2 separate regions of the Mus musculus genome follow, and region 1 is linked to region 2. The links are chromatin loops, found by intact Hi-C in ENCODE. Cell type or tissue: heart. All regions are shown on one strand. Each heading gives the region's core, and the rest is flanking DNA. Links, peaks and the distances in the headings are about the cores only. Region 1 has its middle 59 kb from the start of Gm26747. Region 2 holds the start of Gm26747 (a long non-coding RNA gene).

Region 1 (15,406 bases), core at 3,848-11,847, 59 kb before region 2:
TTTGAATCCAGCCATACACATTGTTTTCTGTTCGTCCAACATGGAAGGTTTTGCTAAAGCCTCTTGCTTCCTAAGCAGATCAAGAGAGCCGAGGTCGGCACCCAGGGAGCCTCAGTGTCCCAGGTCATCTGCATGCACGCACGCACGCACGCACGCACGTACGCACGCACACACGCACACCTATGGCCAAGAGGTCTCCCTAGCCAATCTGAGCCAGTCACAATAGCACAGTAGTGTAAACGGGCAGGGTCTCGAGACACATTCCACGCAGGCCTTGCTGAGGACTTGAGAGCCAAGCAGACCTCCTTCAGGGTCCCACTGGGCTGGGGCCGGGTGAGCTTTTATTGGTGCGGACTGTTCCTGCTGACCTATGTGACTGCCCCAGCCTCCCCGCAGGCTGGCGCTGGCTGCCCCCCAACAGTTACACCTTATAAACCACCAGCGTGACCTGCCTGGGGTGCCTCTGGAAGGTGCTTCACGGTGCCTGGTAACAGAGAGTAAACAACTGGGCGATGTTTCCTCGCCCAGCTTCAGCCTGCCTTCGGTCTCCGAAGAAATAAAACAACTTACTTAATGGGTGCCCTTTAATCTTCTGCACCGGTGCCCTTCTTTACAAGGTGTTAGACAGAGGCCGTGCAAAGCTGAGCCTCGCAATGGGGTCAGTGTTTCCTGACAGGTGCTGGGAAGGTTGGGGCAGGGTGGGGGAGGGGACGGGGGGGGAGGGAGACCCCCCCCGGGGAACTCCCCCCCCTCCCCGCACAGAAGCACACATTTGCTTCTAACACAGCTCCCATTTACAAGGTGGTGGCAGTGCCTGGCCAGCTGCTAGAACCCTGTGGGCCCTACACCCTATGTCCCCCACCCTCGCTCTGCTCCAGCTCCTGTGAAATCCAACCCACAGGATAGGGCGGATAGTTCAGCTACTCGCTAACTGCAGCTCTCCTGGGTGCTCACGGGTGGGTCCTCCTCTTCTCCGTTTCCTCTTCCGGTTCCTTAGATGTCTTCCGGTTCCCGTTCCTTCTCTCTCTTACTCCTGCTCTGTGTTTTTCTTCCCCATCGTCGTCTTCCTTTTCCGCCACCTCGGTCCCCCTGGCTTCCTGCCATCAATAGGTGATCTCACAAGCCACCTTGCCTTTCTCTAGTCTGACAGTGGCCAGGAATGAAAGCCTCCTGCCTCAGCACCAGGAGAGCTCTCAGAGAAGGATTCTGGTTGGCTGATGCGGTCTCCCTGCAACCCTGAGAGTAGAGGCATGCGCAGATGCCTCTCACATCACTGCGGGCAAACATAAAACTAGAAGGTAGTGTTTGACTGAGGAGAGAGGTGGCTTGTATCAGAACTTGGAAGTTACTAGAAGAAAGACAATATACTGAAAGACTGGAGAGAGCCCACTGTGCAACCGGAACGGGTGCCAACACCAGGGCCTCTGGGAGCAGGAGACCCACGGCCCCCTGTTTGGTAGCTAGAGTGTGGGTGAAGTAGCCACTGTTCTTACACTGCTCTCTGCCTCCCTGACCCGTTACTGCCCAATCCGTTAAAGGACCTTTCAAGTGGAGGGTCTGGATTATTACTGGTGAGAAGGCCCAGTCTTTAGGACCCATTTGCTAGCCTTGTGTTTGTCACAGGGTTACATGGGTGAGTCCCACCACTGCCCGTTGTGCCCACCTGTGCCCACACATGCCCTTCTCTGGTTGTGTGCTCAATATATTCACCTTCAACTGTACCCTTCAGATCTCAAAAGGAGGTGGTGCTGTCAGCCTGATTAGTGTTCACGTTTGTCGTCTGTTGCTGTGGTAACCACAATGCCCAAAGACAACTTAGGAGAAAAAAGGGTCTGTTTCAACTTACACTTCCGGGTCATTGAGGGAAGTCAGGGCAGGAACTGAAGTGGAGGCCACAGAGGAACACTGCCTACTGGCTGGCTCAGCTAACTTTTCTTTTTAACTTAAAAAAAAATTATGGGCTGGTGAGATGGCTCAGTGGTTAAGAGAACCAACTGCTCTTCCAAAGGCCCTGAGTTCAAATCCCAGCAGCCACATGGTGGCTCACAACCATCCATAATGAGATCTGACACCCTCTCCTGGTGTGTCTGAAGACAGCTACAGTGTACTTACATAAAATAATAAATAAATCTTTGGACTGGAGCGAGTGGGGCCGGAGCGAGCAGAGGTCCTGAATTCAATTCCCTGCAACCACATGATAGCTCACAATCATCTGTACAGCTACAGTGCACTCATATGCATAAAACAAATAAATAAATATTTTAAAAAAGATTTATTTATTTATACATGAATACTCTATTTGCATGTACACCTGCATGACAGAAGAGGGCGTCAGATCCCATTACAGATGGTTATGAGCCACCATGTGGGTGCTGGGAATTGAACTTGGAACCTCAGGAAGAGTTGACAGTACTCTTAACTGCTGAGCCAGGTCTCCAGCCCCTCAGCTAGCTTTCCTATGCAGTTCAGACCTACTTGCTCAGGGCTGACACTACTGACAGTGACTGGGCTGTCACGGATCAATTATCAATCAAGCTAATACCTCAGGGACACAGCCATAGATCAATTTGATGGAGGGAGCTCTTCCATTAAGGTTTCCTCTTCTTAAGAGACCCTAGGCTGTGTCACACTGATGAAGTGGAAACTTTAGGGTTCTTTGGAAAGTCAGTTGTGTTGGATGGCGTTTTGTTGGGGCAAACACATGAGGGAGGGTTTTCCTGAAGTGGCCACAGGTGAAAGGCTAAGGCAGACTCATGAAGGAATATTTAACTGAAGCAAGAAAGGAATTTTTGCTGAAGCAAGCACACAGAAGGCCACATGATGAAGAATTCTTCACTAACAACACACATGTGTTGGTCTGCCGTACGCTGCAGAGTTGGGCTGCATTAGTTGGGACTCCATAGAGCAAAACAAACCAAAAGACTTTTGGTGGTGTGCTGTGGCTCTTGCTGCTTCCTCGGACTTGGGCTGATTGGCAGAGTGATGTCAGATGAGCCGGACGCATGTGCTGAGGCAAGAGCGATGAGGACACGGGATGTTTGGAGGGTATAAATAGGACTCGACAGACAGTGACGGGGCCGAGCTAGGCTTGTTTATAGAGATAAGCCGTGCAACATTTGTGGGTCACAAGTCTTCACTGATCTTTGCTTCACCAAGAGAGGCAGAGCTGCGATTCAGTTTGCTATCCTGACTCTACCGAACTGGACTGCTGGTGAGTGGATTGAGCTGCCGCTCCTGACCTGTGATTTCCAGACAACACAGACGGGAGTTGCTCCAAAAAGCCATTTCTAAACAGGCCCACTTCTCCCATATCCTTTCTTTCCCACTGCCTCTGGTGGGTGGTGGGCTACAAGGGAGGTTAAAGCGTTTAAGAATCATCATTAAAAATAGGTGTAGGAAAACTTAAAGTTACCTGCGGATGCTGACGATAAAAGCTAATCAGCTGAGAAAAGGCTTAGTGTCACCGTGCTCTGTTGCCTAGGAGCTCTGAGCCACACATGACCCCAGATGTTTTCATCGAGGGAGGGCGGTGGCACTCTCTATCCTTGGTAGTATTGGAAACCTCTCATGGAATAAAAATGCATGGTTTCTCTGGGGCTGCCGTGACAAGCAGGGCAGGCAGGGCCACCCTGGACTATTAGCCCTGAACCTTCATGCTGTAGTTGGCAGATCATGTGTAGCAGCCCTCAGACGCTTGGGCCTTCCATCACTTCCTAATAAAGATGTGCCAGCTTTAGAGAAGGACACCATGCACTCGGAGTGAACTGCCCATTGTCACAAAGTTAGGGAGCCATGTCAGCATTCTGGCTGACTGCTGGATAAAGTATTGGGTTCTTCACCCCCTCTCTGCAACCTGCATGGTTGAGGGAGAGAACTGACTCCAGAAAATTGCCCTCTGACCCTCCTCCCCACAGGCCACGGTACATGCATGCGTACACATTCACCCACCTACCCACCCTCATGCACAGACTGGATGGTGACTAAATAAACCAAACCACAGCCAAGCACATTGCAATGTGTAGCCCTTATTTGAATTCTGGTAGAAGCAAACTGTTACAAAATAATTTACAGGAGAACGAATTGTAAATCAGGAGAGCCATTTGATACTTTCTGTCTCTGGGACATGATGTGAGTTTTGGGTGTTCTGAGGGGTGGGGGCTGGGAGGGCGGGATGGAGATGCAGCGAGCTTGGCCGTGAGCCCACAGTTTCTAAAGCTGGGGGTGGGAACCCCGGGGTTCCTCTCTGTTGTGGCGAACGCTTGACTTTTTCCATAACATGAAGCAGGGGAAGGGCACGTTCACTCGCCCCAAGCATGCCGCTCTTGGAAACAATTCAAGCGATAGAAAGGCGAGGCAGAGCGGCAAAGCTGTTCTCAGGACGACTGGCGAAGAGTTTGATGTCGCTGTGTCCAGAACCTCCAGTGTCTGTATAAACAATCCAGTGTATTCATGCTTTCTTACACAAATGGGATTATATGAGGCTCAAGGGTCTGCAGCCTGCTCTCTCCACTCACGTGCCGCCTGCCCGCGGCCCATCCTTCAAGTCGGAGCTTCTGCCTTCCTTTTCAACTTCGTGGTGTTCTTTGTGTGGCTGTGCTGTAACCCGCTGGGTTCCCTCTGAGTAAACTCCCGGGTCTTTACTGTTGCACACGTGGCCTGCTTCAGCGAGTATCACTGCACATGTGTGTCGGCACACTTGTGTGAGAGCACGTGTGAGTATGAACCTCGGAGCTTGGCTGTGTCAGAAGGCCTCCTGCCAAGTGTCCTGGAAATCCACAGTCCTCTTGAAGGTGGGGTGGCAGGCCAGTTTCTGGCCCATAATGCAAAAAGCCCGCTGGTGGGCTGGGGCTCGGTCAGTGAAGTGCTTGCCTCAGACGCATAAGGAGTCATGGCTTTAATCTAAAGCCATACAAGCTGGGCTCTTTTAATCTCAGTCCTGGGGAGACAGAGACAAGGGCATCCCTTGGGATCACTGGTCTATCAGGTAAGCTCCAAGCCAGAAGAGCACCTACTGTGCTCTGCCCACAGATGAACTGAACACCGACTACACTCTGTCCATGGTAATCTACACAGTCCTCGAGTGTCCTGGGACTGGTCTTAGAAACTCCACTGTAGTGGGGGTGATCCTCTTAGATGTTGGGTCACAATGACATTGTGAAAAGACCTTCCTCCATCCAGGCAGCAAACATCTGCAATCAAGTACAGCAAGAGAGCAGTACTCAGGCAGCCACGGAGTGCGCCCGTGTCACCTCCTGTCCCCATACTTTATGAGGTGTTCTCCTTCCTCCCCTAGCTCATCCCTGTCTCCTGAGCCTGGGATGACCTGAGGCTGTCTGAACAACAGAACCAAAGGAAACGGCATTGGTGTCCTCCTGAGAGGTCATGTGAGTCTCATGTATTTAACCCAGGCTGCATGTCAGAGGGGCAAGCCATGTGGAATAGCACTGGAGAGAGAGCGAGAGATAGAGATAGAGATGAAGATGGAGATAGATATGTGTGTGTGTGTGTGTGTGAGAGAGAGAGAGAGATGTGTGTGTGTGTGTGAGAGAGAGAGACAGAGAGAGATTTGCGTGTGAGAGAGAGAGAGGGGGGAGAGAGAGAGAAAGAAAGAGAGAGAGAGAGGTTGAAAGAGAGGAAGAGAGGCTGTGTGAAGGAGCTATGTGGCCAGTCTGGCCCTATCCCAGGCCATCACTACAGGACAGGCGGAAAGCCCCAAGTCTGTAAGTGGGAGAGCTGCCTGCAGACTGAGCGCTGCTGGCCAATGGGAATGTGAGCTACAGCAGAAGATGTTGTTCTAAGCTGTTGGGTCAGGGGGACGATTTGGCGATGGACAAAGCTGTCTGACACACATTTCCTCACTCCATACTGACCAGCCGGTGGACATCACTCCTTCCACATCCCAGAACGTTAAGAAATGAGACCAGTCCCACGCCAGATGTTAGAGCCCAGCCCAGCTCCTCGCTTTCAGACTGGCAGCCTCCGTGGGTCTCCACTCATGTCCCACTATGTCTACCCTGCCCACTTCACCCTGCCATGGTCCCATATTTATAGAGTCTAATGAACCACATCTGTCATGTACAGGGGTGGCCTCTACCAGCTGTACCTCGTTTTGTGAGTCTTGTCACAGCTGACCCCTGGGAACTACCAATAGGGCTGCTGGTGGCTCACAACTGTCTGTACCTCCAGTTCCAGGGGATCTGACAACCTCTTCTGGCCTCTGCAGGCCTGTGGTCCACAGATATAAATGCAGGCCAGATGCCCTCTAGACTCCTAAAGCACCTCCATTGTTACTTTGATACAGTAATGCACCTCTATGGTTACTTTGACACACTAATGTGCATTGATTGTTACTCGGACACACTAATGCACCTCTATGGTTACTTTGACACACTAATGCACCTCTATTGTTATTTTGATACTAGGGCCTATGCTTGCAGCTTCAAACACAGCATGCTTTAGTTTTCTTTCTGGAAAATGCTCTGTGAGGCAAATGAAAAAATTCTAGTTTCCTATTTGAATTTTTTACTTGGTCCAGATAAATCAGGACCTCATACTGTAAACCTGGAGAGAATAGGATGGTTGCGCCCACACAAAAGGGACCTCTGTTCTGGCAGCTGCATCTGTCCCTCGGTCCCCTCCTGATGATGTCTTCTGGGGGAGCCTGCGCTGGCCCAGCCCTGCAGCCATTTCCTGAGCTTGCTGACAGAGCTGGCTGCACAGGGCTTGCGCACATTCCAGGGAGTCTCGCCGGCGAGGCCCTTGCTCCAGGCCCAATTTCAACAAACACAGACAGACCACCACAATCCAGCTCTCGACGTGGGGCTGGCACCGCAGGCCTTGGCGGTGGGAACATAGATCACTGTGGCCAGGGTAGCAGATGTGGGCCTTTCAGGTCCGCCAGCCCCTCGAGTGGGGGGCCTACCAGAGGCTGCAGGTACAGGGGCTCCAGTGAGCTCCAGGGTGTAGGGAAAAGAGGCTGGGCCTACTCACTGGGGTGAAACTGGACTGCCCAGAGCTCATCAGAGCATCCAAAGGCACTCCATGATCCCTGTGGCTTTGGCCCAAAAGCAACCTCCAGACAGATGGGAATCTGCGTTTTCGGACGAACATGAAGAATTCTTTGAAGACTACTCATCTTCCTGTCCTGTTTGGAAAAGTTGCCGGCTGAGGAAAAAGGAAACCGCCCGCCCCATTAGGGTCCCGGGTCTGGGGTTGCAAGGATGGAATTTGGAACTTTCTTGGAGAGTTTACAAGAATTCAACCTGTTTAGAGAAGGGTTCTGAGGAGCCCAAGGGCTGCATGTTAGGGAAGCACTCACCTTCCAGGGACACACAGAAAGACGCCTCTGAGCGTCTGAAGGCTGGATGGAGGTGAATCATTCTTAGGGTGGAATGTCCTGTCTCTCTCAGCTCTGAGCTGCTCTGGGATGGGAAGCTGGCTCTCTCATCTTCCAGTTCCTGACTTTGACACTGATATGGGCCTTGGGCTGGTCCTCTTCAGTTATATCAAGAGAGAAATTGTTTTGGGGCATTAGTGGCATTTTAAGGATATTGATGATAGAATAAATAGCTGGCTTAAGTAGAGCATTTAAAACATTTTTTAAAGTCAGTGCACAAAGTAATACATTTTTTTCCATTTTCTTTTTTTGGTGTGTGATGTATATGTACATGTACAAACACACACACACCCCAAAGATTGTTTTTTTGTTTATTTTTTATTATTTTTTATTTTTATTACACTGGGTATGTAAGGCCACATTCAGTTGTGGTTGACACACTTGGAGCATGTCCCTCCTTACCCCTTTCTTCCCTTCCCTCGGTGACAACCAAGAGTCTGTTGTTTTGAGATGTATGCTATTGTAATTTGTTGGTTTCCCTCCCATCACTGACATCCACTCCCTTCCCGCTCACCCTCTTCCTCCTCCCCAGAGACCTCCTCGAAGCATCTAGTTTCCTGAAAACAAAGGCATTTCATTGGTTTTAGTCACCGTCTATGTGTCACCAGCAATTAGCAGGAACCTTGGATAACCAGATTCTCATCAGGACAGCCTGGTTTTCAGCCCTTTGCTGCTGGTGTTGACTTCAGAGTAAGACGGAACAACTGGTGCTTAGGTGGACTGTCCCTGTCCAGGCTCCAACATAGCCCTCTCTCATGACGTTTGGGAAAAGGAAGGTAGGGACGTGCAGAAAAATACGGGGACTTGAGTTACTTAACTGCTTGTTGCTGGCTTCAAAAACAAACAAAACCAAAACAAAACAACAAAACCAAAAACCAAACCAAACCAAAACAACCCGACAGTGCTATCAGAGTGCCGGCTCCACAGCACCTAAAACAGAGAAAAGAGGGCATCCAGTGGAGTGCTCACTCCAGGTTCCAGGCTCCTCCCAGCCTTTGAGGGAGAAGAGGCCCAAGTCTGAGGTCTCTTGAGCTCAGCAGACGAATAGCTGCCTCCCCTCCCCACCCAGAGTGACAGAGCCGCGTGTCCACTGCACTGGACTCATAGGCTTTGCAGAGACAGATGCCACCAGTGGCGGGAAGGTCTGGGCTCAGCAGGGGCTTAGGCAGCTGGAGCCCTCCTTAGCTGTGAAGCAGCTTTGAGGCTCAGGGATGCATCCCTCCAAGTCCCAGCATCAAAATGACACTGAGACAAGACCCCAGGTCAAACGGGTGTCTGCTGCGGCAATCAGCTTTGGGTGCACTGATGGGTTTATGTTTTCTTTGAGACAGGGTCTCATGTAGCCCATGCTAGCCCATGCTAGCCTCATTTTCTATGTTGCCAAGGAAGACCCTGAGCTCCTGACCTTTCTGCCTTCACCTCCCGAGTGCTTGGATTATAGGTGAGCCACACCATACCTGGTTTGTGCTAGGCTGGGGCTGGAACCTTCATACATACATACATACATACATACATACATACATACATACATACACACACACATACATACATACATACATACATACATACATACATACATACAGGGCCAGCACTGTATGAGATATATTCACTATGTAGCTCAGGTTGGTTTTGAACTTAAGGCTGTCTTCCTGCTTCAGGCTCTTGCATGCCTCTGGGATGACAGGCATGAACTACTATGTGTGGATTAAGGACACCAGTGCAGGGGGCTCCCTGAGGACCTGGTGGCTCTTTGTGAGTGGCTGCCTGTTCACAGGGTTACAAGGAGTCGAAGGCTCTAGCCTGGCGATTTCATGAAGGGACAAGAGTGGGGTGTCTGAATGATGTTCAAGCCCATGATGAAGAAGCCAGGCCGGGAGGTTCCTGGGTAGAGGAGGAGGGAGGGAGATGGGGGGGGGGGGGAGTGGAGGCTGAAAAAACAGAGGCCGGTGGAGCTGTAAGCAGTTTCTGCAAACCTTCCCACTGTCTCCTGTAACAGTGACATCACAAGGTATGACTGGAGAGTGTGCTCCAAGCCTCCTACTGCGGCACACTGATGGGCTGAGGATGGGTGGTAGGTAGGGCTCCTGTGTATAGTTGCTCGGGTTGTACACTGTACAACCCTGATGGCTCCACTCACATCACAGAGTAACAGGAATAAACTCTTATTTCAGCATGTGCTCACCCCAGAGGTCTCATCTGGGCCATGCACGTGCTTCTGTCGGGGCCATAGTCTATCTAGTGGGGTAGCTTTCAACCAGGTACAACCTGGACAGCAGAGGCTCCCACACAGGCAGGGGCATGATGGTGAAGAACTGAGAGCTAGCTGGGGTGTGCAGGCACACAATTAAAATCCTAGACTGGTAAGATTGAGGCAGGAAGAGAGTTCGAGGCTGGCTTGGGGTTTGATTCGCCCAAGATTCGCACCTCATCTACCTTCTCCCACTCTATGTTGCTTCCCCTCCCATGTTTCTTCCCCGCCCCCCCCCCGGGGGGGGGGTTCAAATTCGACCCTTTTCATCTATTGGCTGTGTATGTTCAGGTGATTTGCTTAGCCTCTCTGTACTTTAGTGCCGGGACAGGAACATTCCGGAGGACCAGATTCCCTCAAGGTTTAAGAGGCCCGAGCCCCTGCACAGCTCTCTGAGCACCCTAAGCTTGGTCTGGGGTGGGGCGGGGCGGGGCGGGGCGGGGCGGGGCGGGGCGGTTGGGACGGTTCTGTTTATGGGGCTTCATTAGGAGTTGCCGTGCGGCATTGTGATTATTAAGTATTTAGAGATAGTGCCTCAAAGAAATGCAGGCAGGGTAAACGGTGAGACGCCCTCCCACGGGCTGGGCGGGATGAGCCTGTGCATTTGAGTTTCAGCTGAGTTTATTTTTTTTTTATTTTTATTTTTTATTTTTTTTTTTTTTTTGGTTTGCTTTAATATCCAAAGACCTGCAGAAATCGGCTACAGGGTGGGAAGTTAGCCAAACCAGGCTCCGCTCCGCGTGGGCGCGTGTGAGGGCTGCCAGGGCTGCTGGGATTTGATCCCCATTGAAAGGCAGTCACTTTCCACCTGTGAAAACAGTTTTCCAGGGAGCCGAGGAGGAGGGCGGGGGAGGGGCCTTCCCTTCTCACCAGGCTCACACCCGTGCTTTTTATAATGGACACCTTGAAAAGCTTTTTAATGTGCTTGTTTGTGTTTTTAAACGTATAAAATGTTATCCCTGGCGTTTCCCATCAGCGCGTGTCGAAATGAGCCACGCGAGATCTAACTCAGGGTCATGCCGGCCTTGAACGAGCCCTGGGAGCTACTGGGTCTCCATCAACCCGCCCCCACCCCCAACCCTTGTTGAGGAATGCGCTTGGCTCCAGGTACAGGAAGCTGACAGCATGAACCTGACAGGAGACAGGAGGCGTGACAGGGGGGCGGGACAGGGGGTACACACATGGTCCCACTGGCATTGAGCAAGGAGTTTTTAGCCATGGGAAAGGCATCAGGTTTTGCATTCTTTCAGCTTCTCATCTGCAAAATAATAACAGTGATTCCGCCTATGACCCCAGGAGTTTCATGGGGCTGAAGTGGAAAATGGATAGAATTCAATATGCTGGTCATTGTCCACAGCAGTGATTTCTACACAAGATGACAATGACGGTGATGATGATGGCGGCGGTGGTGGTGGTGATTATGGTGGTGGTGATGATGATGGTGATGCTACTGCTGTGGGTGTTCTTGGTGACATTGATAAATATTACTTAATTGTTTGGAGACTATGGGGTCCCTGTTTTATCTAGGGCAATTTAAAGGAACTCCATCACTCTCAGGCCTTTGCCTGCTTACATCGATCCACTATTAAATGGAGGCAGCCTTGTCCCCTGTTCAGCGTCCTTACATTTATCAACTCTTATGATTTGTATGTTTCTCTCTCATTTAAGAGCCTTTAAGATTAGTCTTTTCTATTTAAAAACACCTATCATCTATCTTCTATCTATCTATCTATCTATCTATCTATCTATCTATCTATCTATCATCTATCTACCTATCTATCATTGTCTATCATCTATCTTTTATCATATCATATCTATCTATCTATCTATCTATCTATCTATCTATCTATCTATCATCTATCATCTGTGTATCAACCATCTATCTATCTATCTATCTATCTATCTATCTATCTATCTATCATCTATCTTCTCTCTGTCTATTGAATGCTCATGGTGTGCACTGTTTGCACGCATGTCTGTATACTACATGTGTGCCTGGTATCTGAGGAGATCAGAAGAGGGCATCAGGTCCCCTGGGACTGGAGTTACAGGTGGTTGTGAGCTGCCATGTGGGTGCTCACAATTGAATTGAACTTGGGTCTTCTGGAAGAGCAGTCAATAGTTTTAAACACTAAATCACCTCTCCATCCATAGAAAGTCTTTTCACAAGTATGTCAATCATCCTCTACCATCTATCCACAATCTACCCATCCACCCATCCATCCATCCATCCATCATCTACCCATCCACCCATCATCCATCCATCCATCCATCATCCATCCATCCATCCATCCATCCATCCATCATCCATCATCCATCCATCATCTACCCACCCACCCACCCACCCATCCATCCATCCATCCATCATCCATCCATCATCCATCCACCCATCATCCATCCATCCATCCATCCATCCATCATCCATCCATCCATCCATCATCCATCCATCCATCCATCCATCATCCATCCATCATCCATCCATCATCCATCCATCATCCATCCATCCATCCATCCATCCATCCTCCACCCATCCACCCCAAGCTGCTCTTGAAGCTCCTTTAGTCGAATAGTCAGGATCTTATTTGATTTTGGACACGTTTTAGGGTATAATCAATAAAGACCTTATCTGTCTCAATCTGTTTTACTCTGGAGGAATGTTCCCGGGGAATGCCAGAACTACATGTTTTACCTTAGGTCTCTAACTCCCCCGCATGTTTTCTACCTCCTTGTTTCTGTGACGTATTTTGTAGGATTCTTTAGCTCAGTCTTCTAATTCACTGATTTTCTCCTCTGCTGTGTCTAATCTACCAACTGAACAAGGAGGGCGCAGGTGGGGCGGAGCAGAACAATTTCACTGCAAAACAGAACTTGGAGTCGGACATGACCAGGAAGCAGGAGGAAGCCATGTTCATTTCTCAGCATCTTGGAGCAGTGAGGTTGAGCTGTTTTCTGTCACCCAGGTGGGTGAGAGCTGAGCCCACTTTATAAGAGCTAAAAGCCAGCTGTTCCCTATACTTTCCAGGGTTGTATGATGCATGCAAACGTTTATTATTTTTTTTCATTTATAGCTCTTTGGGATTTTTAAATGAGAAAATTTAAAAAAGCAATGGCTCAGGACACGTGTGTGCTTGAGCAGAGATGTTCTGGGACACATGGCTTGTGCTTAGCACATGATTTTGCCTCAGAACTCTGGAAGTGCATCTCAGCGCTGGGGAGGCAGAGGGCTCTCAACATCTACGAACCTGGCATTTGCTAGAACCTGACTCCTTTTCCTCATTTGGAAATGGATTGTAAACATAATATGGCCTTCAGAAACGTGAGATGTAAGTGGGCTTTTCTGTTGTTTTGAGGCAGGGTTTCATGTATCCAGGCCTTGAACTTGCCGTGTAGACAGGGATGGCATTGAACCCCTGGTTCTCCCGGTGACCATCCTTTCTCTGGATGTGGAGGCATTTTATCAAGTAGGAACCGTTTGTCCTGGAAACCTTCCCGCCTCAAGAGCTGGCATCTGAGCTGGGTCTTCCTCCCGGGAGGCCGTCTCCTACCACGAATGCCAGAGAATTTGAAATCCATTCAAATGTTTTCTTTACACCTTGTGAGTTTCAGGTTGGCCTTTGGCATGTGAAGCTGGCACGATCCACACTCCTTCCTCATGGGGGCTGCTAGGCTTACACGGAGACCGTGTGTAGAATCCCCAAGTGGTGCCTGGTGGGGTTGAGGCAAGCATGTATGGATTATACATGGAGTCCTTCAACCATGCTGAGCAGATGACAACGCCTGCCACTTTCAGAGTGCACTCTTGTCCCTTCTATGTGCCACGTGCTGAGTATCTAAAGCAAACTTGCTATCCAGCCAGGAGCATGGACTGGAGAGGCCCCAATGTGAAGGGACTCCTGGTTTTGGTTTTTGTACTTGAGAGAGTGTCTTAGTCAGGGTTTCTATTCCTGCACAAATATCATGACCAAGAAGCAGTTGGGGAGGAAAGGGTTTATTCAGCTTACATTTCCACATTGCTGTTCATCACTGAAAGAAGTCAGGACTGGAACTCAAGCAGGTCAGGAAGCAGGAGCTGATGCAGAGGTCATGGAGGGATGTTCTTTACTGGCTTGCCTCCCCTGGTTTGCTCAGCCTGCTCTCTTATAGAACCAAGACTACCAGCCCAGGGATGGCCCCACCCACAAGGGGCCTTTCCCCCTTGATCACTAATTGAGAAAATGCCTTACTGTTGGATCTCATGGAGGCATTTCCTCAACTGAAGCTCCTTTCTCTGTGATAACTCCAGCTGTGTCAAGTTGACACAAAACTAGCCAGTACAGAGAGTCTTTTTCTGTAGCTCAGGCTGGTGTTGATCTCATGGGAGCCTCCTGCTTTAGCCCCCTGACTTCTGGGATTACTGGTATGAACTATGAGGCCTGACTAAAGAGATTCATTTATTCATTTGGTTATTATATATTAATTATACTTAATTAACATATAATTCTTGACTAGTCTCCCAGAAGGGACTTTCTTCTCTAAAGATGTCATTGTCGTCGTTATCATCATCATCACCATCACTGTGTATGGGTCCACGTGTGCATGATGCGTGTGGAGGTCAGAGAACAACCTTGTGGGGTTTGTTTTCTTCTTTCACTTTTCCTTGGGCTCCAGGGATCAAACCTGGGACACCAAGCTTGTGCCGTGAACACCTTTATTCCCTGAGCTATCTCTCCAGGCCTGGAAGGGACTTTCTCATGGCCAGAGAATGTAGAAGTGGCAGAGATGGGAGCGGTTTCTTTGGCTTTCTATGTTAGTTAGATCTGGGTTTTCCTTTTACTCAGTCAACAATGGACCACTCATCCACCCAACCAACTATTCAACTAACCAATCAACCAACCAACTAACCAACTAATGAACTACCCACCCAACCAATCCAACTAATCAACAAACCAACCAATCATCAACCACCCACCCACCCACTCAATCAACCAACTATTCATCTAACCAACCAACCAATCAACTAACTAACCAACTAATGAACCACCCAACCAACCAATCCAACTAATCAACAAACCAACCAATCAACTAGCCAAGCATCCACCCACTGCTAACAACTCACAACCAACCTGTAAGCTATAGCTCTCCTAACCAGTAACAAACCACCAGTGACTAGTCAAATGACCAAGCAAGCAGTTGGACATCAGCAGCTACCAACCAGCCTGTTTGGGGTTCTGTCAGTCTGCTGGGCGCTAGGCTTCGGAGAAGTGAGCACATGCCCTGGCGATTGTGCAGGAAGGGAGGATTATCCAGCTTCTTACAGCCTCTGATGCCTTCCACACCTGGTGTGGTTACACCACGTGTCTTCATATTCCCAGTGGCTGGCACAAAGTGGAATGTTGGTGACATATGTCACATACCTACTTTAGCTGTTCCTCCCTCCCTCCCACTCTCCCTCCCTCCCTTCTTCCCCTCTTTTTTTTTTTTTTACCATTTTTTTTTATTACGTATTTTCCTCAATTACATTTCCAATGCTATCCCAAAAGTCCCCCCCCCCCCACTCCCCTACCCACCCACTCCCACTTTTTGGCCCTGGCGTTCCCCTGTACTGGGGCATATAAAGTTTGCCTGTCCAATGGGCCTCTCTTTCCAGTGATGGCCGACTAGGCCATCTTTTGATACATATGCAGCTAGAGTCAAGAGCTCCGGGGTACTGGTTAGTTCATAATGTTGCACCTACAGGGTTGCAGATCTCTTTAGCTCCTTGGATACTTTCTCTAGCTCCTCCA
Region 2 (15,406 bases), core at 2,926-10,925:
TCCTCATCTTTAAAGAGAAGAAGGTGGTGATAGGAAGTGGGGGGGGGGGGTAAGAGGCACACCCGGGTCAAACCCTAGAGGGAGGCTCCACTTTCTCCTCCTCCATCTCTCCTCATCTCTCTCTGTCTTTTTGTTGTTGGCCCATCTATTCCGTTTTCGGGTACCTTCTTGGGACGCTGTGTCTCAGTTTCCTCTTCTTGAAAACGTGTGCATCTGTTTTCTTCTCTGACTCAAACCCTTGTAGAGGAAGTGCCCACTTTAGCCACTAGTTTTAGAGGGCCAGTTGGTTCTGGGGTGGCTGAGACCCCTCCCATATTCAAAGACGACCCCCCCCCCCCCAGCGAGAATAGGACAGGAAGTGGGCGTGGCTGTGACCCTCAAGGCCTGCCCCCAGCAACCTAGTTCCTCTAGCTACAGCGATGCTCTGCCTCCTAAAAAGTTTCCACAACCTCCAAGACAGCGCCCCCTGCTGGTGACGAAGCATTTCTTACACGTGAGCCCGTGAGGACTTTTCGAATCCGGATGGCATGACTGTTGCGAACCACATGTTGAGTGTGAATTAAAACAAACGCTCCTCCCCTAAGTAGTGGGCTTCCCCCCCCCCCAGGGTATTTTATCGAAACAGAGATAAAAACTAGGACACTCGCCATTTTAGCAAATAGCCTGGTCTGAAGAACAGGCATGGTAGTGAAAAGCAGAACCGGATGTTTCCTAGCCCGTCATGCCCATTTCTTTCTCCCGCATGGTTTCCTGCTTTCTTTCTTCCTGAAAGAGGGTGTTGCTCTGTTGCCCTGGCTGGCTCAGTACTCTGTAACTCAGGCTAGCCTCAAACTCTTGGTCCTCCCACCTCAGCTGGCTGAGCGCTGGGACCACAGCCCAGTGCTGCGCACAGCCTTTGCTGCCTTTCAGAAGGTGCGTCACCTGCTCCTCGCTGAACCCCCGACGGCAACACCCTCTGATTCAGCTGCTTCTGCACTGACGGCTGGGGCTGAAGTACTGGTAGCACCCAGAGCTGGGCTTCTTGAGGGACAAAAATCACAAGTTGGAGAGGAAAACAGGGCAACGGAGGCTGGGCAGGGCGGGGACAGTTCCTGCTGGCTGGCTACCAAGCATTGAACGCTGTTGCTCTGTGATTTCCAGGGGGGGGGTTGCATTTTAATTAATTTGCCTTGAAATTAGCATGCCCCGATTTCCCTTGATCCAGACCCAAACTTGCAGGCATATCTTGTTGCAACGAAATACTTTCATAAACCTGGAAAACACGGCACAGGAGACAGGAGTAGAGGAGAGGGGAGAGACTCAAGGAGGGGGCTTCTCTTTTTATGTTCTTGTGCACAGCCTTGAAGATACATTTGTAGGTGACATATTCTTGACTGGCAGCCAGTAAGGGGGGGGCACCCTCTGAGTATGAGGGTCTGTTCCTCTACTTTATATAGGTTGGGAGACAAGATGGCTCAGTGGGTAAAGTGCTATGCTTACAAGTGTAAGAGCCAGAGATGGGGTGTGGGTGTAGTGGGGTAGAAGGGGGATGGTAGAAGAACGGGGGGTGGGGGGGCAGACACGGATACAGGGGACTGGTCAGGCAGCATAACCTAAATGGAGAATTCCAGACCATGGAACCCATACATGCCTTCAACATGTACTGACGACCTGCCTCATTTCATAACAGGCCATTGGCTGACGAAGGTCCCATGAGTGACTCAAAGGATGTACGTAATTCTGCTAGAACAGCGATAGTGAGAAAGTCAGGCAAGCCCTAGCGATCATGGAAATGCAGAGAGATGGGAGCTCAAGGTGCGATGTGTCACGGGCTGAGAAGAAAGCCACCAGGAGGACCGAGGATGGCTTTTGATGGAGGAACGGTGGAGACTGTACCATAAGCTGCCCCACAGGTAAGGCACATGTGGGGCCAGGTGTGCTCCGAGTTGACTTCCTGCTCACACACGGGTGTGAGAAAGTGGATGATTGGCAGGTATTTTCCCAGGCGACCCGGGAACGTGGCCCCCCTCCTCCACCTGAGCTCAGATATAATGTTATAAGGTTTGTCTTAGTCCCGCCTCCCCCCCCTCCGCCATTGCTTTAATAAAATTTGCTGAAAACAAAACAAAATAACAACAATAACAACAACCACCAACAACCTAAGGGAGAAAGAGTTTGTTTGGCTTATAGTTCAAGGGTACAATTTGTCACGAGGGGAGGCCAAGGCAGCAGGAGCTTGAGGCAGCTGGTCACATGGCGTCCCCAATCAGGAAGCAGAGAGCAAAGAAAGCAAATAGTGTCCAGTTGTCCTTCCTCCAATCTATACAGCCCAGGGTGCCCTGCTCAGAGAATGGTCCTAGCTGCAATTAAATGGATCTTCCTACATCAATTAAAATAATCAGGATACCGCCTCACAGGTGTGCCTGGAGGCAGGCCTTCCAGGTGATTTTATTGCTATTTATTTATTTAATGTGTATGGGTGTTATGTCTGCATATCTGTGTACCGCATGATGCAGTCCCCAAGAAAGTCAGAAGAAGACATTGGATCCCCTGGAACTGGAGTTACAGATGGTAGTGAGCCACAAGTGGGTGCTGAGAACTGAACCCTGGTCCTCTGGAAGAACAGCTGGTATTCTTAAACACCAAGCCATGTCTCCAGCCTTCTTGTGATTCTAGCTTCTGTTCAATTGACTACACTAACCACAAGGTACATACATTAAAAAAACAAATCTAGCCGGGCAGTGGTGGTGCATGCCTTTAATCCCAGCACTTGGGAGGCAGAGGCAGGCAGATTTCTGAGTTTGAGGCCAGCCTGGTCTACAGAGTTCCAGGATAGCCAGAGCTACACAGAGAAACCCTGTCATGAAAAAAACCAAACCAAACCAAACCAAACCAAACCAAACCAAACCAAAAAAACAAAACAAAACAAAAACCAAACCAAAAAACAAATCAATTGCAGTTTAACATGCAATGGCCTGTAAAGTAAAACTAAGAAGAAAGTTCTGGAATACCCTAAAGTGTAAATCCCTTAGAAGAACAGTTAACTAAACAGATCCAGGGGCCAGTGTGCCCTCCCCTGCCCCCAAGACCTCAGTACCCTGGAGGCTGAGGCGGAAGGGTTAGGGTGAATTTGAGGCCAGTTTGAACTTTATGGTGAGTTCTGTGCCAGCCTGGGTTACAGAGTATGACCCTCTTTTGGGAGGTGCAAAGTATGTGTTTTGAAAAATAAACCTTTCTGAAAGGCATCAGAGAGCTTTCTTCTAGCATGTCAAAGTGCTGGTAGCTCCTAGCCCCACCACCAAAGGCCCCCTCCAGGATTCAGGATGGCATCCCTACTCTCCCATTTGTCCATTTATGTTTTGTTCAAAACTAAGAGCGGAGCAGAAGTTAAAAGCACAATTATTCAATATGCTTGCTTTACTTGAAATACTTTTTTTATTCATTCTGAGTTGGTTCCTGGAGGTTGGCACTGCTGGGCCATCCCCTCTCCTTTCCCCCCATCAATTGCAAGAGTCACAAGTTGGCCGGCCATACTCTACTCTGTCAGCAAAGGTTTTGCTTTTTAAGATTTTCCCATAACGTTACCTAAATTGTAATTCCTTTTCAAATTAGTCCTTACCCCAGCTGGAGGACTTGGCATGACTAGAGTCCCCACACTTACCCATGTCACCTCTTTGCCCACATTCATGCTGGTTTGTTCTTGAATTTTCTTGTCCCTGAGGATGACACAGAGCGACAGATTCTCCAGGGAGCAAGGTTTCTCTGAAGCAAATTGTTTCTGTCACAGTTTGTTGAATGAATCATTGGAGACTTCAATCCGGGAGGTTTGGGCTGGTTCTTTTTAGGAGGAATGGAGTCAAAACGTCCCGGCCTAAAGGGCCCCAGGGGCACATAGACCAGCCTCAGCAAGGCAGCCAGGGACACTCCACTTCCTCAGCCACAAAATGGGGGTGAGATGCAGTTCTTGGCTGAGGGGAGAGTCTGGAGGCAGCCACAGCTGCGGTAACCCAATGCTCATCTGAACACAGCAAACACTGTAAGGCTTCGGACATAATTGTGCAATTGTATGTACTGTGTTTGTACAGCGCAGAGCGATTCTTGTTCAGCACAGGCCCCGCCCCCAGTTATGACAGTGTTTACCTTGGTTGTCACTCTCTGAGGACTTACTGCCTGTTAGTTATTCTTGAAAGCTCCTTTTTTTGTGGTTATCCTTTTTTGTCTTCCCAACAGTGTGTGTGTGAGTGTGTGAGAGTGTGTATATGTATGTGTGAATGTGTGTAAGTGTATATATGTGAGTGTGTGCGAATGTGTGTGTGACTGTGTATGTGAGTGTGTATATGTGAATGTGTGAGTGTGTGTTAATATGTCTATGAGTGTATAAGTGTGAGTGTGTGAGTGTGTATAATGTGTGTGTTTATGTGAGTGCATGTGAATTTGTGAGTGTGTGTGTGTGAATGTGTCTATGAGTGTATAAGTGTGAGTGTGTATAATGTGTGTGAGTGTGTATATGTGAGTGTGTGTGAATGTGTATGTGAGTATGTGAATGTGTACGAGTGCGTAAGTATGTATGTATGAGAATGTGAGTATGTGAATGTGTATGTGTGAGTGTGTGTGTGTGTATGAGAATGTGAGTATGTGAATGTGTGAGTGTGTGAGTGTGTAAGTGTGTGTATGTGTGAGTGTATGAATGTGTGTGTTCCCACGGGTTCGGCTGTACACCTGTGTGTTACGCTTCTTCCTCCAATACAGTCCACCTTATTTTTGAGACAGGGTCCCTGAATCTGAACCTGGAGCTCATTGAGTCTGCTAGATAGACTGGTCAGTGAGCCTCAGGCATCCTCCTGCTTCTGCCTCCCCAACCCTGTGGTTACAGGTGTACAGATGGGCTTGGCTTTTCTCTTGTTAAAAAAATAAGATGTGGTGATGGTAATGGTGATGGTGGTGGTGGTGGTGGTGATGGTGATGGTAATGGTGGTGGTGATGGTGGTGGTGGTGGTGGTGGTGGTGATGATGGTAATGGTGGTGGTGGTGGTGATGGTGGTGGTGGTAGTGATGGTGATGGTGGTGGTGGTGGTGATGGTGGTGGTGGTAGTGATGGTGGTGGTGGTGGTGGTGGTGATGGTGGTAGTGATGGTGATGGTGGTAGTGATGGTGATGATGGTGGTGGTGGTGGTGATGGTGATGGTGATGCATGTGCTGGGGATGGAACCCGAAGCCGCATGCATGCTTGGTAAACACGCTACCATTATGCTGTATTTTCTGCTCTTGCCTTTTCCCAACCCCCCCCCCCCCCCGGCATGGTCTCTGGGGATCCAACACAGGTCCTCACGAGTATGCAGTACACACTTATCAACTGAGCCATCTCCCTAAGCCTCCAGAAACTTCTGTAGCACCTTCGTAGCCTTCAGAGGCTCAGAGAGGACAGGCGAACTTGTCAAGGTCACACAGCTGGTAACTTGGCTCAAGTCTGTGTGGCTTGAAGGCCATCTGCAAAGCCTATATGGGTGGTGACACTGGTTTTGTGTCACCCAGACCTGTGTCACACCCAGGTGGATGTGAGCCAGGCCAGCAGAGGCTGCAAGCAACTCTGTGAAGGGGCAGGGACTTTAGGCTGCATCCAAGGGCCTGGCAGGCTCTGCAGCAGGAGGAAGGAGATGTCTGGAGCCTCTATCAAGGTTCTCACTGGTAGGGGTGAGGCCTTTTGCAGGTTGTAGGGTAACCCTGCAGCATGGGGTGAGGAAGGGAATCACACATGGCTTTGCACTGGGGTGCTTGTGAGCTGCCAGGCTACCTTCTTTGGGTATATTTGGGTCTGAGTCCCCCGCCAGCATCATGGTTCTCCCCAGACTCTGTACAGAGGTCACAAAGTGGGGAATGGATCTTTGAGATTTCTTCCATTTTTAAATAGGGATACTATGTCGGGTTGAGGGGCCTTCCCCAGACCCCTGTAGTCTGAAGACTGCAGAATGGGTTGGTTTTCTTGCCACACCGCCTTGGATTCCAGCATCCTGGCATCTGTGTCGTTCCCCTGGTCACTCGCAGTCCGTCTGTGCGGCTGTCAAGTTCCCTCTGCCCAGAGCACACTCTGGGCAGTTCCCTCCTGGCCATTAGAGGTGGACTGTAGGAACTGGGGTTAGAACCTAGGCCTCGGGGCTAGAGAGATGGCTCAGTGGTTAAGAGCACTGACCGCTCTTCCAGAGGTCCCAAGTTCAATACCCAGCAACCACATGGTGGATCACAACCATCTGTAATGGGATCTGATGCCTTCTTTTGGTGCCTCTGAAGAGAGCAATGATAGAAGAAAGAAAGAGAGAAAGGAAGGAAGGGAGGAAGGAAGGAAGGAAGGAAGGAAGGAAGGAAGGAAGGAAGGAAGGAAGGAAGAACCCAGGCCTCCCTCCCTCTGAAATCCAGATGCCCTGTAGAATCTCACTCCCACCCCCAAGCCATGATCTCTTCCAGCAATGTCTGGTGTCCTCTCTCTCTCTCTCTCTCTCTCTCTCTCTCTCTCTCTCTCTCTCTCTCCAGCTCCCAGCCTGCCCACCTTTCCCTGCTCTGGGCTCTCTGGGGTCTTTCCTTAGCCTACCTCTCATCTCCTTCTGGCCACTGGCTGACAGGCTCTTGGATTCTTCCTGCAAACAACCCTGTGATGGCTCTCTCTACTCCAAATTACCTGTCCTCACCAGAGCTCAAAGGTCGTCAGTGTGCCACGGTCCGTGTAGAGCATGGCAAATGCTTGATTAAGAACAGGTTTACCCAAGGGTCTAAGGTTGTGACACTCCGTAACTGACTCCCCCTGTAGTTTTACTTAGGGGGGCTGTGCTTGCTTTAGCACCCCAGCAGGGCCGTAGTTCTGGGAACCGATCTGTTCACAAATGTGTGGAGATGGGAATTTTGAGATGATGCCTTGGCTGGCTTCTGTTTCCAACAATGCCTGGGGTGATGATGGGTGGAGAGACTGGCCAGCTCCCCCACTCTTTTCCTTCCCAACCCCAGGAAAGAGGCTGTGGGCCAGGGGAGTGTGTGGATTCAGTGCTGGACAGGGGATCTTATGTCTGGCCTCTGTTGACTTCACTAGAGCCGAGCTCTGCCAACTGATAAGGTCAGAGCGAGGTCACGCCCAGGGTCAGATGCCCGAGGGGAAGTGGTTGTTACACATGTACTCTGACTTCAGAGCCAGGGCCTGGCTGCCACTTGCTGGTTTGATATAGCCATGGTGGGCCTGTGAGATTGACTATTGATGAGCTACCCAAAGCTCCCCTACTCTTGAAATGACCTTGGTTCTGTCCTGGATCAGGACTGTTTTCTCTTATCCAAACAAAAGGAAGACGAGGCAGTGGCCACAGGGCAGTCAGAACTGATAAGAAGATATGGGGGACAGCCCTGGAAGCTTGCCTGCTTCTTGACCAGCAGGCTCTGACTGGGTTCTAGGACTCTGGCAAAGTCAGTCCATTGGAATGTGGTCTAGAATCCCATTGGTCCTGGCATAGAACAGTGTCCAGGTCCAGAGAAGGACCTGGTGAGATCCACAAGTGCCCAGAAACCAACAAGTAGGCACCAGAGACAGGGTAGCTTGGACCTAGCCTTGATTTCTTTTGGCTGCCACGGACCCGAAAATTGAATTAGACAGAGCAAACACTGGGATGCATTTGACTACAATGAAGAGAATCTGAGATGTCCTTAGGAATGTTCTAGCAAAACCAGAACTTAGACATGTCAGGCACACCTCTGGACAAAGTCCCTGCCACCTGGATTTCTAGCTGTCACTCACTCTTGGTGCTTTGGCCAAGTACCTCCCATTTGAACACAGGGGGAAAAAAGCCACCTTTGGTGACTGGCAGGGCAGCTGCTGCCCGAGAGTAATTATGAAAACATGATTTCACCCTCTCTGTCCTTCTTAGGCCAAGCAGGGAGCTAATGGAAATAACCCCGAGGAGACAGAGTGAGGCTGCTTAAGGCACACATGACAGACAGAGCACCCGGCCTGCATCCTAGCTGGAGCCAGGAACCCCATGTCGTCCTGTGACTCTGGAGGAATCTTCATTCCTCAGCCTAGCTCCAGGGAAGCTATTTCCACATTTCCTGCTCCTCAAACCTGACGACAGGGCTAGGGAGTTGGTTCAGCCAGTGAAGTGCTTGCCATGCAGCCTGAGGGACCTGAGTTCAATCCCCAGCACCGGTGTTGAGAATTAAGGGTGGTTGTGCCAGCTTATAGCCCCAGTGCTGGGGGAGGGGCTGAGGAGTCTTGGTCAACAAGTACAGTCAAATACACGAGCGCCAGGTCCCAGTGAGACACTGCACCAGCTCGGTCTGTGTGTCAGCTTGACACAAGCTAGAGTCATCAGAGAGGAAGGAGCCTCGGTTGAGAAAAAGCATCCAATGGTAATGCATTTCCTTCATTAGTGATCAGTGGGAGAGGGTCCAGCCCATGGTGGGTGGTGGCATCCCTGGGCTGCTGGTCCTGGGCTCTACAAGACTGAGCAAGCCATGTGGGGTGGAGCAAGCCAGTAAGCAACACCCTTCAGGGTCTTGCCCTGTGTGAGTTCCTGTCCTGACTTCTTTCAATGATGAGCAGCAGTGTGGACGTGGAACACCAGATTTGTTAACCCATTGTGGCCTGGAGAGGAAAATAATCACAGCACACCGCATAGAGCAGAGCATCCCACACCCAGAGATGGTCAGGCGGCCCTACTTTACCTTCTGAGCCCCTCTCTCGTTCATGGCTTTCAGCTGAAGACAGGTCACTGTCGCGGGACAGGAATAGTCACAGAGCAAGGCTCTCTGGATGTTGGCATTATCAGAATGGGGTTTAGAAGGAGTCCCATGGTAAGGCTTGATTGGAAATGCTGGGAGGTGTTCACCGTAAGGCGAATGGAGATTTGAAGAAAAGCTCATGCTAGTGGGATGAGGATCAAGGTCGGTGTGCTGCGAACAGATCCGCTCGCCCCAATCCCCAGGGAGGGAACAGTCAGGACAACAGCAAATGGAAGAGAGCAGCTGGAGCCAAGGGGTTGGTAGTACAGTCTAACACATGAGACTCTGGGATCCCAGAAGAGAGGAAGGGAGCAGAGAAATAAAAGATAGATAGACCGACAGACAGATAGACATGTAGATAGATGATAGATAGATAAATGATAGACAGATAGGCAGGCAGACAGATAGATATATAGAAAATAGATGATAGACAGACAACATATAGATATGTGTGTATGTGATGTAGATAGATATATAGAAAATAGATGATAGACAGACAACATATAGATATGTAGATATGTGATGATAGACATATAGATAGATGATAGGTAGATAGATGATAGAGAGATAGGTAGACAGATAGATGATAGATAGGTGGATAGAGAGACAGACAGATGATAGATAGATGAGGCAGAAAAATAGTTAATGAGCTAATGACCAAGACATAGCAATGTAATGAATGAACCCCTGGGAAGCTAGCTCATGGCCAAAGTGCTTGTGTAAATGTGAGGCTCACAGCTCAGGTCTCTGGAACCCACCAACAGGTGGAGTGGGCATGGCAGCCCACCTGCAGCCTCAGGGTGGGAGGTGGAACCAGGATTCCCCAGAACAAGCAGAAAAGCAAGACAACTGAAACTGTCAAATTATGGGTTCAGTGAAAGATTTGTCTCAGAATATAAGGTGGACAGTGACTGAAAAAGACACCTCTGTATCCACATACACACAATGTGAACACACACATGCACACATACACACAAACACACAAACACATACATATATGCACAACACAGATACACACAAATGCATACATACATACACATATATACATACACAACACACATACACACAAATACATGCATACATATATAAACATACACACATACATACATACACACATATGTATACGCACACATATACACAAGTACATACACACCACATACTCACAGAAGCACACACATATACACACACATGCACACACACATATATACACACAAGCATACACACTACATACACACATATACATACACAGACATATACAAACATACACACATGTACACACACATATATACACATAGACACATACATACAAGCATACACATCACATATACACACCACGTACACATACACACATGCACACATATACACACATGTACATGCACATATATATATACACATACACACATACAAGCACATACATACACACACAACCCCCCCAAATATTAAATTAAACCCCTAAGAAAAAAAGCATCTAAGATGAGTTAACCCTGAGAAGAATAAATAGTTTGTATGCTGCATACAAAATAGTTAAATTTGAAAGCAGAAAGTAATAAGATAAAATTCTTCAAGGCAACCAGGTAAGGACTCAGTACCTGAAGGGGCTCCAAGGCAGAGCTGCAGAGGAGCCTCTCCAGGAATGACATGAGCCCTGACACACGGCAGGGCTCCCTTCATGGTGTCGACAGAGAGAATAAAGTCCTTTCAGCCAGGAACTCTCTCCCCAGTGAGAAACACCTTTCAAGAAGAAAGACAAGCGTATTTCTCCAGGCAAGTGAAACCCATGGAACTTGCTGCCAGCGAGGCTTGCCCTACTAGACAAACTGAGCTTATTAAGGAAGCAGTGAGCGAGAGGCGAAGTCCTGGGCGCGTGGAGCAAAGTGGAAAGAAAGTGCTGAATGTGGTAGGAACGGAGAGGAACAGGGTTTGTTTTTCTTCTGTTTAACTTCTCGAAAAATACGTGACAGCCTAAAGCAAAGCTGTTTACAATGCGTGCTGTGTTTACACCGTGTGTAAGAGTAAAATATACAGGACAACAAGAGCCAGGGTCCCTCCAGGGATGAGTGGGGAATGAGTGTGAGATTACTGCCTGTTCTGGAACTCTGTCACAACACTCAAAACCAGACCACGATCAAATCAAGATGTGGACTGCCAACCGCGGGGAAACCACTGGCTTTGTGAATGACGTATAAACACAACCGTTTCTCCCACATTAAGAAGAACCAAACACATGTCCAGATGCCCAGGCACCACCTGACTGCTCTGCCGCCTCTGAAGTGGGATCCTTTAGAGGTGCCCACATCCACCTTTGCTGTCACCCTCCCCCAGACCCTTTACCCAATTCTGTCACTTGTTGACATTGTCTGTCACCAGAAACTGGGTATCCATATACATCTGGATACATCTTGGGCTGAACTGCAGAATGCCAGGGCCTTCGCCGCCACCTGTAGCTGTCATTTCGCATGCTGCGGCTCTCCTTACTGAATCCTCAGGCCCTTGTGAGCTCAGCTGTAGTGACTTTAGGCATTCTATAAGACCTGGGTCTCTTGTTAGGCACAGGAGACAGCTGGAAGAAGCCATACTTCCCAAATCTACCTGGTCACAAGACTTTTAAATTTCTTTTATCTTATTTTTAAAATTATACGTGTGTGTGTGTGTGTGTGTGTGTGTGTGTGTGTGTGTGTGTGTGTGTTTGTGTGTGTGTGTGTGTGAGTGCAGTGCCCAAATAGGCCAGTAGAGGGCGCTGGGTCTCCTGGAGGTGGAGTTACAGGTGGTTATGGGCTGAGGTCCTTGGTGAAGCTAAGCCATCTCTCGAGCCCCACAGAACAGTTTGTGCAGGTAAGGTGAGGTAGGATGTTTTCTAGAACATTTGCCTCAGGGAGAGAAAATTTGGTTTCAGAATTGCTGATTAAGCAGCTGCTGCTTCTTTTTCTGCAAATGTATACATGGCTTTCACATCTAGTTCTGTGTGTGCGCACATGAGTGTGTGTGTGTGTGTGTGTGTGTATGTGCATGTGCCTGTATGTGTGCATGCGTGTGTGCTTGTGTGTGCGAATGCGTGTGCATGTGCGTGCATGTGTGTGTGCATGTGTGTGTGTGTACATTCACGCTTCACAGAGCATTCACTCAATGACAAACTTCACATGATAATGGTCTCATTAAGCTGTCACTGGTGGCAAACAACTTCAGTTTGGGGTGACACTGGCTTACCCCTCTTCTGTCCTTCTTGTCAGTCACCCAGTAGCCTAACATGCATGTGAAGTCACCTGCAGAACATGGTAGATCCTTGGTAACGACAGCAGCATGCAGTTTGGTGCTCCGTGTCAACCTCGGGCAGTGAGCTGTTTGTTGCCATTCCAGCATATTCTTACCCTTAAATAAAAGCTGTAAAACAGTTGCATCTAGAGTCAGGCTGAGTAACAGCAGTGACCCGCCCCATCCAGATTTGCAGATCTCTTACAGAGGCAGATTTCCCAGGATGCATTTTGGTCTGTTTTTGAAACAGTGAGCTGAGTAGTTGAGGCTGGCTTTGAACTTGGTGTGTAGCCCAGGCTAGCCTTGGACTCTAGGTCCTCCTACCTCAGCCTCCCAAGTGTGGACTATGATACCTGATTCCAAGAATACGTTGCTTATGCCAAACTCTGCCTCAAATCAGCATGTGGCTGTATGTGCACATGCACACGTGCGCACACACACACACACACACACACACACACACACAGCAGCAGCAGCATATCCACACACATGGGATATATTTGTGTATGTGCATGTTTGTGTCTCCCTCCTTACATCCTGTCTCCTGCAGCACAGATGAACACTACAAACACAGATTGGCCGTGTTTACGCCAATCACATCCACATCACGGTGGCCAGCAGGCTGCAGGGACATTGGACCACAGAAGTCTAGGGCTTGTGAGTCATGCCACCCAGGGTTGGGGGCCTGATGGGTGAGCTTGTCAACCTGATGCTTGTGGCCCTGGGTCCGTAGTTGACATCTGTTGTTATTAGACGCGTTCTCACGACCGGCCAGGAAGAACACCACAGACCAGAATCTTCTGCGGCAAAGCTTTATTCTTACATCTTCAGGAGCAGAGTGCAAGAAGCAAGAGAGCAAGAAGCAAGAGAGAGAGAAAAGCAAGAGAGCGAAAAAGCAAGAGAGAAAGAGAACGAAACCCCGTCCCTCTTAAGGAGCATTCTCCTTCGCCTCGGACGTGTCACTCCCTGATTGGCTGCAGCCCATCGGCCGAGTTGACGTCACGGGGAAGGCAGAGCACAAGTAGTCATAAGATACCCTTGGCACATGCGCAGATTATTTGTTTACCACTTAGAACACAGCTGTCAGCGCCATCTTGTAACGGCGAATGTGGGCGCGGCTCCCAACATCTCCCCCTATCCTTTTAATAAGAGCAAATAGGCCACCCATATTAATGAGAGTGGAGATAGAGGTCAAATCCCCAGTGTGTAGGTAAAGGAGCCATGTACAGGATTAGCTCTTAGGCTTACAGGCTTTTACCCAGAGCAACCCTGACCTGTTCCCGTGTCGTTTTGCCTGGGGGAAGGGAACTAGGACACTGAACCTTCATGAAAGATGACATGTCTCCCTAGAATAGGCTCATATATGCCGCAGAGCCTTTCCATTGCAGTGCTTAGCCTTGCAACTCTCTCGGGCTGCTGAAGCACACTCACTCTATCCCGTGCAATGAGTCTAGCCTCATGGGATATAAGAGCTGAGTGGCCAGCGACCTATTGCCTAAGCATAGATATATCAGGGGAAGCTCCATGTTCTAGTCCTGCAAGCGCCTGAGCAATAACCACCTTGTCTCTCCTAGTTTGGGCCTTAAGCTTACAGACCAATCAAAGAAGCAACACTAATCCACAGCAAAGTGTATCTCCAAATAATATTAATCCCACCCATTTTTTAAAGAAAGAAAATGCTGAGGAGATCCAATTGGGTAATCCTTTGGTCAGGGACAGGTCCAAGCGCGTGGAGTTGACCTGAAGTCTCAATTCCCGAAGGATCTGTTCAAATTCAGCCATCCAATTCTGTAACATATACTGAAAAAGACTTTTTGACAAATTAGCTGCCCTAGTAAATTTAACATACTGAATGGAAATAACACACAATCCCGGAAACTTTTGTTCACATCCCTGCTGAGTTATTTGTCATAATACATCTAGTTGTATCTGGACAAGATCTATGAGTTGATTAACCAGCATGAGACCTCTCTGTATCTTGACATTAGCTGAGGCCTGTTCATCTATGACTGTAGTCACTGAGGCTGACAAAGTGTTAATGGTGTCAGTCATCTGGACCTGTCCAGACAGAGCCAAGGCTGTCTGAATTAAGGCCAAACCCAGTTCCTAGTTAGTGGTAAAAAAGCAGGAGAATACTTGAGCATTATACATCACCGTCATTGGGAGTGGAAATGTCGACATTATCCCCCAACGCTGCTCTCTCTTTATTATTGACGCCCTGGACATCACCAAGACGAGGGACATTAGTATTCCCTTGGTCAGTCTGGATTTTTCGGGTGAGTCTTTCTGGTACCCAAAATGGGTTGTCTTCATTCTGTGGGAAAACACAGATAGCTCCCCTGGATCTTATCAAAATAGGATCCGGGCCATACCATTTATTATCAAGGACATTTTTCCATTTAACCATCTCATTGGGCCTATCTGGCTCTGAACAATGACGTTCAGCCGCAGTATGGCCATGAACATCAATATTTAAAAAATTGAGTGTAAAGAGTGCCAAAGACACCGACACTCTTGGTGCTCGGGGTACAGTCTCCTCAAAAGTTCCCCTCTTCTGTTTTATAAGATAGGCTTTGAGGGTGCGATGCGCACGCTCAACAATACCCTGTCCTTGAGGGTTGTATGGAAGTCCAGTCAGGTGGGTCACGTCCATCTGACGGCAGAACTGTTGGAATTTTTGAGACGTATAAGCTGGTCCATTATCAGTCTTAAGGAGTCTGGGTTTCCCCCAAGCACTCCATGCCTCAAGACAATGTTGAATCACATGTGAGGCTTTTTCTCCGGTTAACGGAGAAGCAAACATGATGCCAGAACATGTGTCAATGGACACATGGAGATATTGAAGTTTTCCAAAGGAAGAAACATGTGTAACATCCATTTGCCAGACCTGTAGAGGTCGAATACCGCGTGGGTTAATTCCCACATGAGGAACTGGCAAGAACTCACAGCAGCTTTGACATTGAGTAACAATGTCACGGGCTTCTTTTCTTGTCAAGGAGAAACGACTGCGTAATGTTTCAGCCGTCACATGAAAATTGTTATGAAAATTTCTTGCAGCCTCTACCGGGGATGATAGGGCAGCAGCCACCACTTTAGTGGCCTTATCTGCCAAATCATTTCCCAGAGCCATGGGGCCAGGTAGGCCTGAATGGGCTCTAACATGAGTAATATAAACAGGAGATCTTCTAGATAACAAAACTAATTGTATCTGCTGAAAAATATTGGCAACTCTACTGGAAGGCTTAATCACTCCAGCCACTTCTAAAAGATTTACTGCATTAACCACATAATAGGAATCTGACACAATATTAAGGGGTTTTAAAAAGGTTTTTAAAACTTCTAAGACCACTAAACATTCTACCACTTGAGGTGAATTTTCATTATACTGTTTGGATACCACTTTACCATTAGCCACATAGGCACCTAT

Evidence for each region. Peaks named below come from ENCODE experiments on the same cell type or tissue, not always from the same donor. Only the 100,000 strongest peaks of a DNase experiment are listed, where the experiment ranks them.
Region 1: it touches region 2 in a loop (1.8-fold over the local background); 1 of 42 quality-filtered maps calls a loop at or near these places.

What each region holds. Positions count from the first base shown.
Region 1 is chr8:121,469,713-121,485,118 of GRCm38, reverse strand. No RefSeq gene overlaps it. Among named protein-coding and RNA genes, the nearest start is that of Gm26747, 59 kb to the right of the region's middle. In heart, for the core only: no CTCF peak of the experiment used is centred there; no DNase peak of the experiment used is centred there; H3K4me3 peaks cover 1,014 bases; H3K27ac peaks cover 1,571 bases; H3K27me3 peaks cover 1,256 bases.
Region 2 is chr8:121,409,855-121,425,260 of GRCm38, reverse strand. Gm26747 (a long non-coding RNA gene) reads right to left here and starts at 6,634. Exons shown (of 4, transcript XR_879271.1): 1 at 6,563-6,634; 2 at 3,641-3,850. In heart, for the core only: no CTCF peak of the experiment used is centred there; a DNase peak (open chromatin) is centred at 7,030; H3K27ac peaks cover 544 bases.